Linked DNA regions of Homo sapiens: region 2 is linked to region 1. A link is a loop called in an ENCODE intact Hi-C map of the cell type or tissue named here. Cell type or tissue: left lung. All regions are shown on one strand.

The links. Peaks named below come from ENCODE experiments on the same cell type or tissue, not always from the same donor. Only the 100,000 strongest peaks of a DNase experiment are listed, where the experiment ranks them.
Region 2: it touches region 1 in a loop (5-fold over the local background); 102 of 110 quality-filtered maps call a loop at or near these places.

Annotation. Positions count from the first base shown.
Region 1 is chr9:129,787,280-129,795,279 of GRCh38, reverse strand. It overlaps the pseudogene UBE2V1P4. Among named protein-coding and RNA genes, the nearest start is that of TOR1B, 12 kb to the left of the region's middle. RefSeq lists a silencer at 4,556-4,850 and an enhancer at 4,841-5,030. In left lung, a CTCF peak has its summit at 4,771 (motif pointing right); no DNase peak of the experiment used is centred here; H3K27me3 peaks cover 3,844 bases.
Region 2 is chr9:129,645,559-129,653,558 of GRCh38, reverse strand. No RefSeq gene overlaps it. Among named protein-coding and RNA genes, the nearest start is that of ASB6, 7.4 kb to the right of the region's middle. RefSeq lists an enhancer at 5,426-6,174. In left lung, no CTCF peak of the experiment used is centred here; DNase peaks (open chromatin) are centred at 3,590, 4,257, 4,640 and 7,123.

The sequences.
Region 1 (8,000 bases):
GGGCATCTCTAATCCACCACAGGTCTCAGGAAACCTCTTCCCTGCTCCTCTCCTTCCCCTTGGAAATGAAAGGAGTTTACCTTAATTGAGCATCTAAGATTGAGCCAGGTGTCTTCATGACACCTTGTGAAACAAATGTTTCATTTGCAGGTGAGGGAACTACTGGGAGAAGCTAAGACAAGCCCCAGGCCAGGTGACTGCTCCAGGCCCAGCCTCTTCCCCTGACCTGCCACCTTCCCCAGGTGTCCTCCTGCTCCTCCCCATCCCATCCCTGCCTGTCCTGTTTCTCATACTCTAATGGGACTCGTTTCCCTGTTTGCTTGAATGTACGGTAACCTCGAAGGCAGGATTTGTTCTGTTCACCTGTAGTGCTTAGTGCGGTACTATGTCCAAGGCGTATGTCAAATATTTGTGAAAAACACACTCCCTTTCTGTCGGACAAAGAATTTTCCAAAATGCTGCCTCCGGAAGCAGACCCGCCTGAGTTTACATTCTGGCTGTCATGTTTCCTGTGTGACCCAGGGCAAGTCACCCACCTTCTCTGAGCCTCAGGCTTCTCATCCCTTCCAGTGCAGCGGGTTTAGTGCGGCTCCTATGTCATCATAAGCAAGTGCTGGGGGCCCTATGGCAGTGAACTCAATTTCTTTTGTGATCTCAGCTAAGTCCTTCTAGGTACTTTGCTTCAAAAACTCAAAAGCTAGCACCCCCAGGGGGGCTATTCTGCAGAGGTTAGGGAGGCTGCCTCCAAGCAGGCTCAATCTGATGGGCTTGGGGGACCTTTTCTCGGGCGGCAACTCTAGCCCCGTTACATGTCAGGAGTCGTGCCTTGGACATCTCTGCCTCTAGGGACCCCTCAGCAGTTCCACCACCCCAGGTACAGGAAAGCACAGTGGGGGTTTTCCATCCATGTTTCCTGCCCACCTCACATGTTTGGTGTCTTTTTTCTTTTTTTTGACATGGAGTTTTGTTCTTGTTGCCCAGGCTGGAGTGCAATGGCATGATCTTGGCTCATTGCAACCTCCGCCTCCTGGGTTCAAGCGATTCTTCTGCCTCAGCCTCCCGAGTAGCTGGGATTATAGGTACCCGCTGCCACACCCAGCTGATTTTTGTTTAGTAGAGATGGGGTTTCACCATGTTGGTCAGGCTGGTTTCAAACTCCTGAGCTCAGGTGATCCACCCGCCTCGGCCTCCCAACATGCTGGGATTACAGGCATGAGCCACTGCGCCTGGCTGTATAGTGAATTGTTTTTTTTTTTTTTGAGATGGAGTTTCACTCTTGTTGCCCAAGCTAGAGTGCAATGGCGCGATCTCGGCTCACAGCAACCTCCGCCTCCTGGATTCAAGCCATTCTCCTGCCTCAGCCTCCGGAGTAGCTGGTATTACAGGCATGCGCCATCCCCCCGGCTAATTTTGTATTTTTAGTAGAGATGGGGTTTCTCCATGTTGGTCAGGCTAGTCTCGAACTCCAGACCTCAGGTGGTCCGCCTGCCTCGGCCTCCCAAAGTGCTGGGATTACAGGCGTCAGCCACCGCGCCCGGCCTATATAGTGAAATTTTAAAGTGTATCAAAAGTTTCTATGATCATCATACTAGGTAGAATCAGCCATCACAAGAAGACAAACACTGTAAGATTCCACTTCTATGAGGTCCTTAGAGAAGTCAAAATCATACAGACAGAAAGTAGAAAGGTGGTTTCCAGAGGCTGGGGAAGGGGGGCTGTGGAGTTAGTGTTTAATGGAGACAAGAGCTTCAGTTTGGGAAGAGGAAAAGTTCTGGAGATGATTGGATGTCCAACAGGTGCATATGCTTAATGCCACTGAGTTGTACCCTGAAAAATGGTGAAGATGGTAAACTTTATATGATGTGTTTTTTAGCACAATTAAAATTCAAAAAAAATTTTTTTAAGTTCCTATGACCATGAGCCTCTGAATGTTAAAATTCCGAATTGAGTCAGCATTCCATTGATTACAGCTTGCCAAAATAGCACTGATATGTTTGTTTGTTTGTTTGTTTAGAGATAGGGTCTCACCCTGTCACCCAGGCTAGAGTGCAGTGGTGTGATCACCGCTCACTGCAGCTTCAACCTCTGAGGCAAAAGTGATCCTCCCACCTCAGCCTCCTGAGTAGCTTGGACTACAGGCGTGTGCCACTGTGCCCAGCTAATTTTTTATTTTTTGTAGAGATGGGTTCTCATTGTGTTGCCCAGGCTGGTCTCAAACTCCTGGGCTCAAGCAATCCTCCCGCCTCGGCCTCTAAGCGTTGGGATTACAGCCGTGAGCCACCATGCCCAGCAAAGGTATCTTTCAATAGATTTCAGGGTCCCACTTTCATGAAGAGCCACTGCTCTGCCCTGGTGCTGGTGGTGGTGGGATCTTGGCCTCTGTCACCCCTCCATTGATTGGCCTGAGGCAGTGACTTCCCAGGGTGCTGGAGCTGACCTCTTGGAGGTAGGTGGTCCTCAGGGAGGTCCAGGTGAAATTGGCTTAGCTGCTTTGTCACTGTGGGCACTGGTACTCCCCTCTCCTGGAAGATGGATGGTGGGAAGGGGGGTGCCTCTCTGCATTTTTCCCCATGTGGGCTCAGTAATCGCTTCCCAGTCCCCACAATTCGCTAAGCACCTGCTGCCCATCTCCCACTCTCTTAAGTAGCCAATTGCTCCATCAGTTGAAGTTCTTTGTTTCCAAACAACAGACGCTGACCGTGATTTGGGCTTTTTTAGGGTTTGTTAGAGGAGGTCAGGGTGACTCACAAAAATGTGAGAAATGACTGACCACATCTCAGGAAGAGCAGGGTCCCCGGGGTGTTGTCTAGGACTCAGGGGCAGGAGTTGGGGGACCTTTTGCTGGGACATTGCCCACAGGTGGATCAGGCTTGGCCACTTCCCATACCTGCATGCTTGGGTCCAACTTTGAGTTTGCAGAGAGAGGACCTGATTGGCCCAACCTGGGCTGGTTGACCTTGGATCAATGAGCCATGGGCTGGGGGTCGTTGTGCCTGGGTCTCCCCACCCCCAGTTAGTGCTACTGTAAATACTTGGATAACATTTTGTTCCCTTAAAAGTGTGGGTATTGGCCAGGCACGGTGGCTGATGCCTATAATCCCAGCACTTTGGGAGGCCGAGGCAGGCAGATCACCTGAGGTCAGGAGTTCAGGACCAGCCTGGCCAACATGATGAAACCCCATCTCTACTGAAAATACAAAAATTAGCCAGGTGTGGTGGCAGGTGACTGTAGTCCCAGCTACTCAAGAGGCTGAGGCAGGAGAATGGCGTGAACCCCAGGAGGTGGAGGTTGCAGTGACCCGAGATCGCACCACTGCACTCCAGTCTGGGCAACAGAGGGAGGCTCCATCTTAAAAAAAAAAACAAAACAAAACAACAACAACCAAAAAGAAAATTTACTGCTGTGAACAATGAAGACTGCTTAAGTCAAAAAGGCAAGAAGGACCTGTAGCTCTTCTTTTGGATTAGTTGCCATAACACTGTCCTTCAGGCAGCTGAGGGACTTTCACATTTTCTCTAGATGTCATTAGGTGCCAGAGCTCTTGCAGGACCACGTTGAAGCTTTATACAATAAATGCTGCCATTTTGTCAGCACCAATATGGCTCTTGGGTCCACTGCTCCATTCAAATTATTAACTCCGTTCACATTAATTCTTTTTTTTGAGACAGAGTCTTGCTCTGTTGTCCAGGCTGGAGTGCAGTGGTGCAATCTTGGCTCACTGCAACCTCTGCCTCCTGAGTTCAAGCGATTCTCATGTTTTAGCCTTCCGAGTAGCTGGGATTACAGGCGCCCGCCATCATGCCCAGCTAATTTTTAGTAGAGACGGGGTTTCACCATGTTGCCCAGGCTGGTCTTGAACTCCTGGCTTCAAGTGATCCACCCACCTCGGCCTCCCAAAGTGCTGGGATTGCAGATGTGAGCCATTGTGCCTGGTCTCATATTAATCTTTTTGTTACAAATCTTACCACGGGGGTGATTCCAGGTATTTAGGCCCACATTCTATTTTAAGACTGTATATTTGGTTTTCATAAATTGTCCGAGTCTGTGCTGGCTGTCGTCCTGTGTTGCTAGAAGGCCAGCATATTACTCATCTCACACTCGTTCCCATTCTCCTTACTCTTTCTTTCTTTCTTTCTTTTTTCTCTTTTTTTTTTCTTTAGATGGAGTCTCGCTCTCTCGCCAGGCTGGGGTGCAGTGGTGTGATCTCAGCTCACTGCAACCTCCACCTCCCGAATTCAAGCGATACTCCTGCCTCGGCCTCCCAAGTAGCTGGGATTACAGGCATGCGCCACCATGCCCGGCTAATTTATTTTTGTATTTTTAGTAGAGACGGGATTTCACCATGTTGGCCAGGATGGTCTCAATCTCTTGACCTTGTGATCCGCCCGCCTCGGCCTCCCAAAGTGCTGGGATTACAGGCATGAACCACTGCGCCTGGCCACTCTCCTTACTCTTTCTATCATTGCTGTCCAGAAGCATTGCCTATGACATTTAAATTGTCAATCCAAAACATTCAAAACTACCAGCTTACTCGTCGAGGCCATCATAAATGGAAAGAAGGCCTGGGAAAGGTGTGGAAGGGTGATTCAGCTGCAGAGAGGGCTCTGGACTTAGGTTTCGCAGCTGACTGTGACTTTCAGGACCAGAGACAGCGCCCCGGATCCACACCCATTTCCCACCCAGCGTCAGACTTGAGGATTTTAAAGAGAGGTGTCCTTGTGCTGATAGACGGGAAACTGCCCACAGCTGGGAGACTTCATGTGCTCACACCAAGAAGGCACTAGAGGGTGCTGGTGAGCTGCAGGTTTGAGGACCTGCAGCTGGGCTTATCTGCAACCTCCAGATGGGCTAAAAACAACAACAACTTAACAGAAAAAGTTCAAAAGTCTAGATTATTTAACATGTCAACAGTTCCACTGGGCGCTGTGGCTCACACCTGTAATCCCAATACGTTGGGGGGCCAGGGTGGGTGGATTGCTCGAGTCCAGGAGTTTGAGACCAGCCTGGGCAACATGGCGAAACCCCGTCTCTACTATAAACTACAAAATTTAGCCGGATGTGGTGGCGAGTTCCTGTAGTCCCAACTACCCGGGAGGCTGAGGTGGGAGGATTGCTTCAGCCTGGAGGTCAAGGCTGCAGTGAGCCGTGATCACGCCACTGCACTCCAGCCTGAAGGCAGAGCCAGACCCTGTCTCAAAAAAAAAAGTCAAAAGTTTACATTAAATTCTGTTCTCATCCAAATGTTAGTGCCTCTATCTTTCAGGGGGCCTTCCAAGGGGTACATGATATTTGGCATTCTCCTTTTCTTGTTTGGTATTTTGTGTATCAATATTACACAGTTTATTTCTATGCAACCTTTTTGTTTCGTCGTTTTGTTTTTTGAGACAGGGTCTCACCATGTTGCCCAGATTGGAGTGCAGTGGCTATTCACAGGTGTGATCATAGCTCACTGCAGCCTTGAACTCCTGGCTTCACACAATCCTCCTGCCTCAGCCTCCAGAGTAGCTGGGATTACACGTGCATGCCACCATGTGTGGCCTATTTCTATGAAATCTTTTTTTTTTAAATACAGGATCTCACTCTATCACCCAGGCTGGAGTGCAGTGATGGCTCAAGATCCCAGGCTCAGGCAATCCTCCCACCTCAGCCTCCGGAGTAGCAGGGATTATAGGCATGTGCCATCATGCCTGGCTAATTTTTGTATTTGTAGTAGAGACAGGGTTTTGCCATGTTGCCCAGGATGATGGTCTCGAACTCCTGAGCTCAGGCAATCCCCCTGCCTTGGCCTCTCAAAGTGCTGGGATTACAGGCATGAACCACTGAGCCCAGCCCTATTCCTATGAAATCTTAAGATCATAGAATATCGCATGTGCTTTCACACTGCTTTATTGAGGTATCATTGACACAGAACAAACTGCACATATTTAAAGTGTGCAATTTGCAGCGCCCAGCTCTACTAAAAATAGAAAAATTAGCTGGGTGTGGCGGCGAGCACCTGTAATCCCAGCTACTTGGGAGGCTGAGGCAGGAGAATCACCTGAACCCGGGACGTGGACTTGGCAGTGAGCCCAGATCGTGCCACTGCACTCCAGCCTGGGCGACAAGAGTGAAATTCCATCTCAAAAAAAAAAAGTGCAATTTGCTAAGTTTTGACATTTGTACGCACCCATGCAACCATCGCCACAAACAAGGTCGTGAACATACCCACCATGCCCAGAAGATTCCTTGTGCCACCTTGTCATCCCTTTCTCTTGTCTCTCCCCTCACGTTCTCTCCCTGTCAACCACCGATCTCGTTCTGTCACTATAGATTAGTATATTTGTTATAGATGGTTACAAATATTATTATTAGATAGATAGTGTTTTATTTATGAAATGCTTGCTCAGTGCCAGGCTCTGGGAGCGTTACAGTCATTATCTCATTTAAATCCAGAGCAACCCTGTGAGGTAGCGGATTGGAAATCTGCATTTTGCAGGCAAAGAAGGTGACTTGCAGAGAAATGAAGTCACTTGCCCAAGGGAGTTCCTAAACATCTAGAAAGTGCTGTTGGGAGGCCGAGGCGGGGGATCACGCGGTCAGGTGTTTGAGACCAGCCTGACCAACATGGTGAAACCCCATCTCTACTAAAAATACAAAAAATTAGCCGGGCATGGTGGTGCGCGCCTGTAATCCCAGCTGCTTAGGAGGCTGAGGCAGGAGAATTGCTTGAACCCAGGAGGCAGACATTGCAGTGAGCCGAGATAGCGCCACTGCACTCCAGCCTGGGCGACAGAGTGAGACTCCGTCTCAAAAAAAAAAAAAAAGAAAGAAAAGAAAAAAAGAAAGTGCTGGAGCCAGGACAGACGCTGGGCTCATGTGGGGGCTCCACCCCAGTGTCCTGACTCTTTCCCCCAACAGTCCAACAGGGAGGAGCACAATGCCTGGGTTCCAATTCCACCTCTGCCATGATCATGAACATGACCCTGGGCTGGTTGCCCAACCCCTCTAGGTCTCAGTTTCCTCGTTGGTGGCATGGTTGTCCTTACCTTATAGGGTTGCCTGAGGGTCACTTAAGATGATGAGTGTGGAGGCCTCTCAGCAGAGAGCTTTCAGGACAGACCAGTAAACAAGTGACCATGGTGTGGGATGCAAGTACGGTGAGACGGACGTGCAGGAATCTGAGATAATAAGGGGATGGCTAGCGGCCAGGCGCGGTGGCTCACGCCTGTAATCCCAGCACTTTGGGAGGCTGAGGCAGGCGAATCATGAAGTCAGGAGTTTGAGACCAGCCTGGCCAACATGGTGAAACCCTGTCTCTACTAAAAATACACAAAATTAGCCGGGTGTAGTGGCAGGTGCCTGTCATCCCAGCTACTTGGGAGGCTGAGGGAGGAGAATCTCTTGAACCTGGGAGGTGGAGGTTGCAGTGAGCTGAGATTTCACCACTGCACTCCAGCCCAGGTGACAGAGTGAGACTCCGTCTCAAAAAAAAAAATAGATAAATAAATAAATAAGGGGGTGGCTGTTGTGGGAGCCAAGTCTTCCAGGAAGTTCTCTCCTTGAACTCTGGGCCACTATCATCCATTCTACTCACGTTGGAAATGCATCCCCTATCTACTTGTGGCCGGGGGCTTCCTCTTTGTCAGGTGTTGGGACTCAACAGTCAATAAGAAAGACTTGGCACCACCCACCAGGACTCCCACCTGGTCGGGAGGTGGGGGCAGAGGGGCAAGTCCCCAGCAATTACAGTCCAGTGGGATCAGTGCTGTGCTGGGGGAAATACAGGCACATATTGTCCATTTTGCTTTCATAATCCCTCCAGGCTTCGTTCCTCCAAGCTCTCCCAACCTTACCTGAGATACTCCTGCTGTCCCATGGAGAATTCTTTATAAGTGCAGTATTGTTGAAATACACCCCAAGGACATTGCTACTGCTGCTGTTGAAAAGCTTCCTGTTCTTTGGGTTTGTGAATACACAGTACTCTGGTCTCCCACTATTGTTCCCTAACCAAGTGCCACCT
Region 2 (8,000 bases), 140 kb after region 1:
GCTGTGATCAGATGGCCCAGAAATGCAGGGAAGTCACTGAGCCAATATTGATAGCGAATGTAGGAGCAAGAAGATCAGGGACCATAAGGGAGGGGGAGAGAGGGGTATCAGGGAGGGCTTCCCTGAGGAAGAGGCATTCAGCCCACTGTTTTTGTTTGTTTGTTTGTTTTTTGAGACAGAGTCTCACTCTGTCACCCAGACTAAAATGCAGTGGCACAATCTTGGCTCACTGCAACCTCCACCTCCCAGGTTCAAGTGATTCTTGTGCTTCAGCCTCCCAAGTAGCTGGGATTACAGACATGCACCACCATGCCCAACTAATTTTTGTATTTTTAGTAGAGACGGGGTTTCACCATGTTGGCCAGGTTGGTCTCGAACTCCCGACATCAGGTGAGCCGTCCACCTTGGCCTCCCAAAGTGCTGGAATTACAGGCGTCAGCCACTGCATTCGGCCTGTTTTTCCTTTTCTTTTCTTTCTTTTCTTTTTTTTTTTTTTTTTTTTGAGACAGGGTCTCACTCAGTTACCCAGACTGGAGTGCAGCGGTGCAATCACAGCTCACTGCAACCTCAATCTCCCGGGCTCAAGCGATCCTCCCACCGCAGCCTCCCTAGTGGCTGGGACTACAGACACACACCACCACACCTGGCTAATTTTTTTATTTTTTATTTTTAGTAGAGATGAGGTCTTGCTGTGTTGCTCAGGCTGGTCTCCAACTCCTAAGCTCAAGCAATTCTCCCATCTCAGCCTCCCAAAGTGCTGGGATTACAGGTGTGAGCCACCGTGCCCAGCTGAGCCCACTCTTGCAGGTGGAGCTGCATTCAGTAGGTGTAGGAGGGCCAGGTCTAGATGTGGCCAGGCAGGAGACCTAGCACGTGCAAAGGATCCTCAGAGCACCTGGCTTTACCTGCTCCCGGGGGCTGCAACTCACAGTAGCATTTTTGGTATCACTGTGCCTCACTTTCCCCTGCATGCCCAAGAGCTCAAGTTTTATATATATATATATATAAAATATATAAATTTCTATTTTATATAAAAATTATATATATAAATTTTATATAAAAATATATAAGTATATATATTTACATATATATATATATATATTTTTTTTTTTTTTTTTTTTTTGAGACAGAATCTCACTCTGTGGCCCAGGCTGGAGTGCAGTGGCGCGATCTCGGCTCACTGCAGGCTCCACCTCCCGGGTTCACGCCATTCTCCTGCCTCAGCCTCCGGAGTAGCTGGGACTACAGGCATCCGCCACCACGCCCGGCCTATATATATTTTTTGAGACAGAATCTCACTCTGTCGCCCAGTCTGGAGTGCAGTGGCATGATCTTGGCTCACTGCAACCTCTGCCTCCCGGGTTCAAGTGATTCTCTTGCCTCAGCCTCCCGAATAGCTGGGACTACAGGTGCGCACCACCATGACCCGCTAATTTTTGTTGTTGTAGTAGAGACAGGGTTTCACCATGTTGGCCAGGCTGGTCTCGAACTCCTGACCTCAGGTGATCTGCCTGCCTCAGCCCCCCAAAGTGCTGGGATTACAGGCATGAGCCACCACGCCCGGCCTCAAGTTATATTTTTAAACTCTGTATGCACCAAGGTTATGGGACATCCATAGGTGCCTGGCCATCTGTAGACCTGGCCCCCCTACATCTCCTGAATGCGGCTGCACCTGCAAGAATGGGCTCGGCTGGGCACGGTGGCTCACGCCTGTAATCCCAGTACTTTGGGAGGCCGAGGTAGGAGGATTGCTTGAGCTTAGGAGTTGGAGACCAGCCTGAGCAACACAGCAAGACCTCATCTCTACTAAAAATGTACCAAGCTCTTTCCTCTGCTCACCCTGGGCTGGACACTGGGGACCAGGTAGAGTGGCCTCTGCCCTTGGGGCCACAGCCAAGAGAGGAAGACTGAAGTCGGCCGTTCCACTCACGCAGTGGAGGAGAATGCAGGTGCCACGGCAGAAGCAGGATTGGACATCAGTCACCCTGGCAGGATGGGAGTAGGGAAGGGGCCCCTGGCTGTCTGGGGACGAGGGCTCCTCTAGGGGGAAGTCTCTGCAGGGGCTGAAGCCAGCTTTGAAGCAGGTAGCAAGGGGCTGGAGTTGGGTTTTAGGAGCCGGTGTTGAGTCTTAGAGGGGAGAGGGTTACCCCAGAGGTTGCTTGCCCAGGCCAGAGGCCATGTTCTCCGCCTGCAGGCATGGCTGAAAGGCCTTTGGGAGACTCGTGTGGGCCTGGGCGCTCTGGAACCTGGGAGGAACCAGTAAGCTTGGAGACCGGGGACAGATGGCTCATGTCATATGCTGGAAACTGTCTGAAAGAGGGGACCAGGCCAGTGTCAGATAGCTCGGCCTTGGGGGTCAAGGTGAGAAAACCATCCGCCATTCCCAGGCCATGAACACCCACCCTGGACCAGCCCGGTGCTGGGACCTGGGGCCGGGAGGGTTCCTCCTCCAGAGGGGCAGAGAGAGAGGCCCCATTGCCTCTGCCCCCACCTCCTCTCTCAGTTCACTCCTGCCCAGGTGGAGGGCCCACTTCAACCACCACTGACTGCCCAGGCGAGGCCACCTGGCCCTGGCTCCCGCTAGCACTCGGCACCTAGCACGCCCCAGGCTTGCTGGGAGCTTCAGGCCCAACAACCACACTGCTGCCTCCCTAGAGCCTAGCCCAGTGCTTGGCACCAGCAAGCACAAACTCCACAGCTGCCAAATGACATCATCACAACCCAAGTGACCCATGCAGCATGTCTAGACAGTACCCAGACAGACTGAGGACCAGATCCCGGCACTGCCACTCCTGTACCTTGTCATCTTGGGCTAGTCACATCCCCTGTCATCTGCAAACAGGAATAATGACAGTATCTATGACCTAGGTGTGTCGGGAGGGTTCACCCCACGAGGCATGTACCAAGCGACTTAGGGGCTTGATCAATGCTGGCCACCCAAGGGATGCTTGGCCTGGTATGTTGGTTTCTGCAATTCTCTGGGACTTGACTTCCTTTGTTTGTCTGTAAAATGGGTCTTTAACCCTTGTCATCGCTTACACCTTCATAACCACATCCCAAAGCCCAGCCTGGCCCACCTCCCCCTCCTTCCTGCCTCTGCCTCTCTCGGTCCTTCTTGATCGGTTTTTCTGTCTCTCTCTGTGTCCATCACGATTTCACTGTCTTCATTTTTTGGTTTCTGTCTGCCTTGTCTCTCTCCCTCTCAATCTGCCTGGAATTCTGTCCCAGAGGAACCAATACTCCAAGGCTCGACTACATTCCCTTTTACAGCAGTGAGATGGGAAGAGGGAGAGAGAGAGAAAGAGAAGGGGGAAAAAAAATCAAAGCCCACATATTGGTTCCAGATGTGGCCCTCTCTCTCAGCCCTCTCCAGCAATTTAATTAAATTCCCCCAGACAGCCAGGAGGGTTTCTTAATGATCAAATTTCCCCAGCTCTCCTCCTCGAACAGCCCTTGTTCGGGTTCACTCCGTCTCCCTGACGGATGGCCGACCGGATTCTTCCTGCCGTCGGCGCTGCCAAGCTGGGCCAGTGGGGGTGGAGTGGGGGGCTTCCCAGGGAGCACAAAGGACTCTGGCCCCCTGCCTCTGCCCTTGCCACTTCCAAAGGGGTCTGAGTGCTCCTGAACCCACCCTGGGTCAGACTGCAGTGGCTGGAGGGGCCCCAGCGGCCCCCACCCCAGAGCTCTGACCTTGGGGCTGGCCTGCCAGCGACTGATGCCAAGTGGGTGCCAGCCAGGGTGAGATGGGGGAATCTTTGGGATCAGGACTCTGGGCCCATTTACCAGCCAGAGCTGGGGCAGGCTCAGACCTACTGGGCGCCCTCCCCGGCCTCCACTGGGCAGAATGAGCAAGGTTTAGAGAAGGCGAGCCCGAGCTGGGATCTCCTCGCCGGGCTTGGGAGAAGCGGGGGCAGGCTGACCCGAGTTTAGTAGGCGAGGATCTGCCCCCGAGACAGGCCGAGGTGAAGAAGCCTTTCTTGGAAGGCTTCCTCCATGGGAAGAATCGCCATGGGCAGAATCCTTGCCTGCTAGGCTCTCAGTAGGACCCTTGACTTCTGGGGTAGAAAGAAATTTAGGGGAACCCTGGGCCCACCCCTTCGTGTGCAGATGGGCAGTGAGGCTGAGAGAGGCCCAGGCCAAAGTCCAGGCCCCAGCCTCCCTCCAGACGCAGGGCGAGACCCCCGGGGCGCTCAGCACCTTCCCACCCTGCTCTGGGCTGCTGACTTACCTCACCTGGGAGAGGCGGGGACCAGGCAGGGCCTTCCATGTGGGCATGGGGGAACAGTAGAGAAAGAGGGGTCCTGCGGCATCCCGTCCCAGGCTCTGGGCTGCCCACCTGGGGGCTTCACTGGGGCCTGGCCCCACCCTTACCTGGCTGTCACAGGCCCCGCCCTTGGACCAAGCACCAGGAACCACCTGGCAGTGTCTGTGCCGGAGTAGGGGGCTCTGGCCGGCAGGGAGGGCTTCCTGGTGGGGGCGGGTAGGGAGGGGAAAGCAAGCCCGGCCATCAGAAGCACAGAGGTCTCTGGGGCTTGTCGCCCTGGGGGTTGGGGCCCCCGAAATGCTCCTTGGTGCTTCTTAGGACAGTAAACAGAATAAGGGAGGGGACAGAAAAAGCCCTTCGCTGGCCCGGCCACTGTCCTGCCACACGGCCCCACCGCACGGCCCCTGCTCCAGCCCCTGCTACCTCAGTTTCTCCCCTGAGCAGACAGACTCTTAGGCCTCTGGGAACCCAGGAATCCAGGCCCTGCCCCTCCAGCCTGAGGACTGTGGCAGGAACAGGCAGGCTGGGCCTCCTGCAGGGACACTCTTGGGTCATGAGGGTCGGGGGTCAGGGTGGGGTCAGGGTGTGGGGGGAGGAGGAAAGGAAAGGAGCGGGGAGCCAGGCAGGAGAAGAAGGGCAGAAGGGGGGGAAGCGGAGGGCGGCACTTCCATGACCACACTTCAGAAATATGCCGGGCCCTCGTCTGTCCCGGTGCCCTGGGGACTTGCCCGGGGGCTGAAGTTGGAGGCTCTGAAATGGTCCTTGTGGTGATGTGTATGTTTCTAAATATCTCACTTTATGGAAATGCCGCCAATCAAAAAAAGAGAAGAAATAAAAGGCAGGGGTTCCCTAATTCTCCCCCTCCAGGGCCTTCTAAGGGACAGGCCTGGCAGCCGACAGCCCCTCCTGGGGAGACAGCAGGCACCGTGGAGGGCGAAGGTGCTGGGATGGGGCCAGACCACTCCTCCCTGGAGCTGCCCAGCCTGGCACGTGTGTGTGAGAGTGGTGTATGTGTGTGGTGTGAGTGGCGTATGTGTGAGTAGTGTGTGTTACAGTGGTGTATGAGTGGTGTATGTTGGTGTGTGTATGGGTGAGTGGTGTGTAAGTGGTATGTGAGTGTGAGTGGTGCGTATGAGTGAGTGGTGTGTGTGCTAGTGTGCATGAGTGATGTGTGTGCGTGAGTGGTTGTGTGTGAGTGGTGTGTGTGTGAGTGGTGTGTGTGTGAGTGGTGTGTGTGTGAGTGGTGTGTATGTGTGTGAGTGGTGTGTGTGTGTGAGTGGTGTGTGTGTGAGTGGTGTGTATGTGTGTGAGTGGCGTGTGTGAGTGGCGTGTGTGAGTGGTGTGTGTGAGTGGTGTGTGTGTGTGGTGCGTGTGAGCGTGTGTGAGTGTATTTCAGTGGTGTGTGTGTGTGGTGTGTGGGTGGTGTGTGTGGTGCGTGTGAGCGTGTGTGCGTGTATTTGAGTGGTGTGTGTGTGAGTGGTGTGTGGGGTGCATGTGAGCGTGTGGGAGTGTATTTGAGTGGTGTGTGTGCAAGTGTGAGTACGCGCTTTGTGGGGCTCCAGTAGGGGTTGGAAGCCAGGCCCTGGGTGTGAAGCCCCCTCCCTGGGCCCCTCACTCACTGACCTTGGCTTGGTCAGCCATCTCTCCTAGACTCTGACACCAGAGTCCTGGGGTCACTTCCTGGGGTGTCGCGATGAACTGATGAGACTTGTTGAGCTTCTTACTGAATGCATGGGAGTAGGACACACTCGAGCAGAGACCACAGTTGCTGCCGATTGGCCATTCCTACAGCCAGCCTGGGCGGGTGGGCGGGTGGACTCACGGCCACTCGGGAGGAAAGTGAGCGAAGCGCTAGTCCAGGTTGAGGGGACCTCAAGGGTGAGTGGCCTGCGTGCTGAGGAGGAGGCTGTCAGTCCATGGGCTGGGAGAGGGAGAAGGCTTTATGGACAGGCCTGGACCCCCTGCTGGTGTTCAGGGCCTGCCTTCAACCCCAGGAGGGGTGTCAGGGCCTGATTCTCTGCCCTGGGCTTACATAATGTTTTATTAATAAGTCTCAGGTAAGACACACTCATTGGAGAAAAAAGAGGAAATATATCCACATACAAAGAAGAGTAAAAATTCCCAGATCCCAACACCCAAAACAACCACCATTAACATCTCAGCATGGGGCGTTCAAGAATGATTCCTGCACACACACACACACACACACGTGCACACACACATTTTCCTAAATGGGACCATATGGTACCTGCTATTCTGTAATGGGCTCTGTTGGATTGTTATAGAGAAGGACCCCACGTGTTACCAGCTACCATCATTGTTGGACCGCAGGAGAGGCTGAGTGTCTATCCCTGTTTTTTGACCATTTTTCATCCTTCGTGACTTGCCTGTGCATGTCCTTTGCCCATGTTTTTATTGGTGTTTTTGCCTTCTTGTTGTTGATTTTTAGCAGCTCTTTATATATTAAGGTCATCCCCCTCTGTACATTGACGAGTCGGAGTGACTCCCAAACTCCCCGAGGACTAGGAGGCAGGGACAGGGCTGAGCTCTGGGTCCTTGTCCCCAGGACCCCCATCCTGCTGAAGATCTCTGGAGGTGGGTGGCAGGAAGGGGCTGGGCTGGCCAGGCGGTGAGTGGCAGTGACAAGGAAAAGAGAGAGAAGCGGAGAGCTGGAACCAGGGGCTCTGAGTGACAGAGCCCTAATGGGAGGCAGATGGAGGAAACAAGTCTGCCCTTGCTGACAGGAGGGAGGTCAGGGGGCACAAAGCCCTCTAAAGTTAGGAGCCTGGGCGGCGGGCAGGCAGCAGGGCCAGCCCCACAGGGTGGTGCCCCAGGGCTGTGAGAGGGCGGGGGTTAGCTCCCCCTCCTGCATGTCCAGACTCGTGAGCCCAGAGCTGGAGGAGCTGAGGACACTCGAGTCTCGGAGGCAGGAAGCGTGGAAAAGTTGCACCGACCGGGGCTGGAGGCCCAACCTCACAGTGCAGCCTGGGACAAGCGCCCAAACCTCTCTGAGCCCGTTTCTTTGTAAAATGGGGTAATAATATCACCTACTTAACAGGATTTAGGGAGATCAGTGCACCAAACATTCAGCATATCTAGTGCCTGGCATGTACAAGGGTCTCCGTAAATACAAGTGGGCTCGTGTTGTTGTTATTATAATGGCCCCCTCCTCACTCCTTCTCTGTCGGCGGAGCCCACCAGCCACGTCAAGGAGTTCGTCATTGGCTCCAAGACTGTCAGAGCTGGGAGGGCCCTCAGGTTATAGGTGAGGAAACTGAGGCCCAGAGACCAGAAGGGCCATGCCTAGGGTCACTCGTGACAGTGGGTTTATGTGTGCTCCCCAAAAAGATATGTTCCAGTCCTAGTCCTGGTGCCTGGAACGTGACCTCGTTCAGAAAAAGGGGTTTTGCAGATGTAATCAAATTAAGATGTGGCCATAATGGATTTGGGTGCGCCCTATAAATCCAGTGACCCATGCCCATTTAGAAAGGAGGGGGAAGGCTGGGCACGGTGGCTCACGCCTATAATCCCAGCACTTTGGGAGACAGAGGCGGGCGGATGACAAGGTCAAGAGATCGAGACCATCCTGGCCAACATGGTGAAACCCTGTCTCTACTAAAAATACAAAAAAAAATTAGCTGAGGGTGGTGGCACACGCGCACCACTGCACTCCAGCCTGGCGACAGTGCGAGACTCTGTCTCAAAACACAAAACAAAAAAGAAAAAGAAAAAGAAG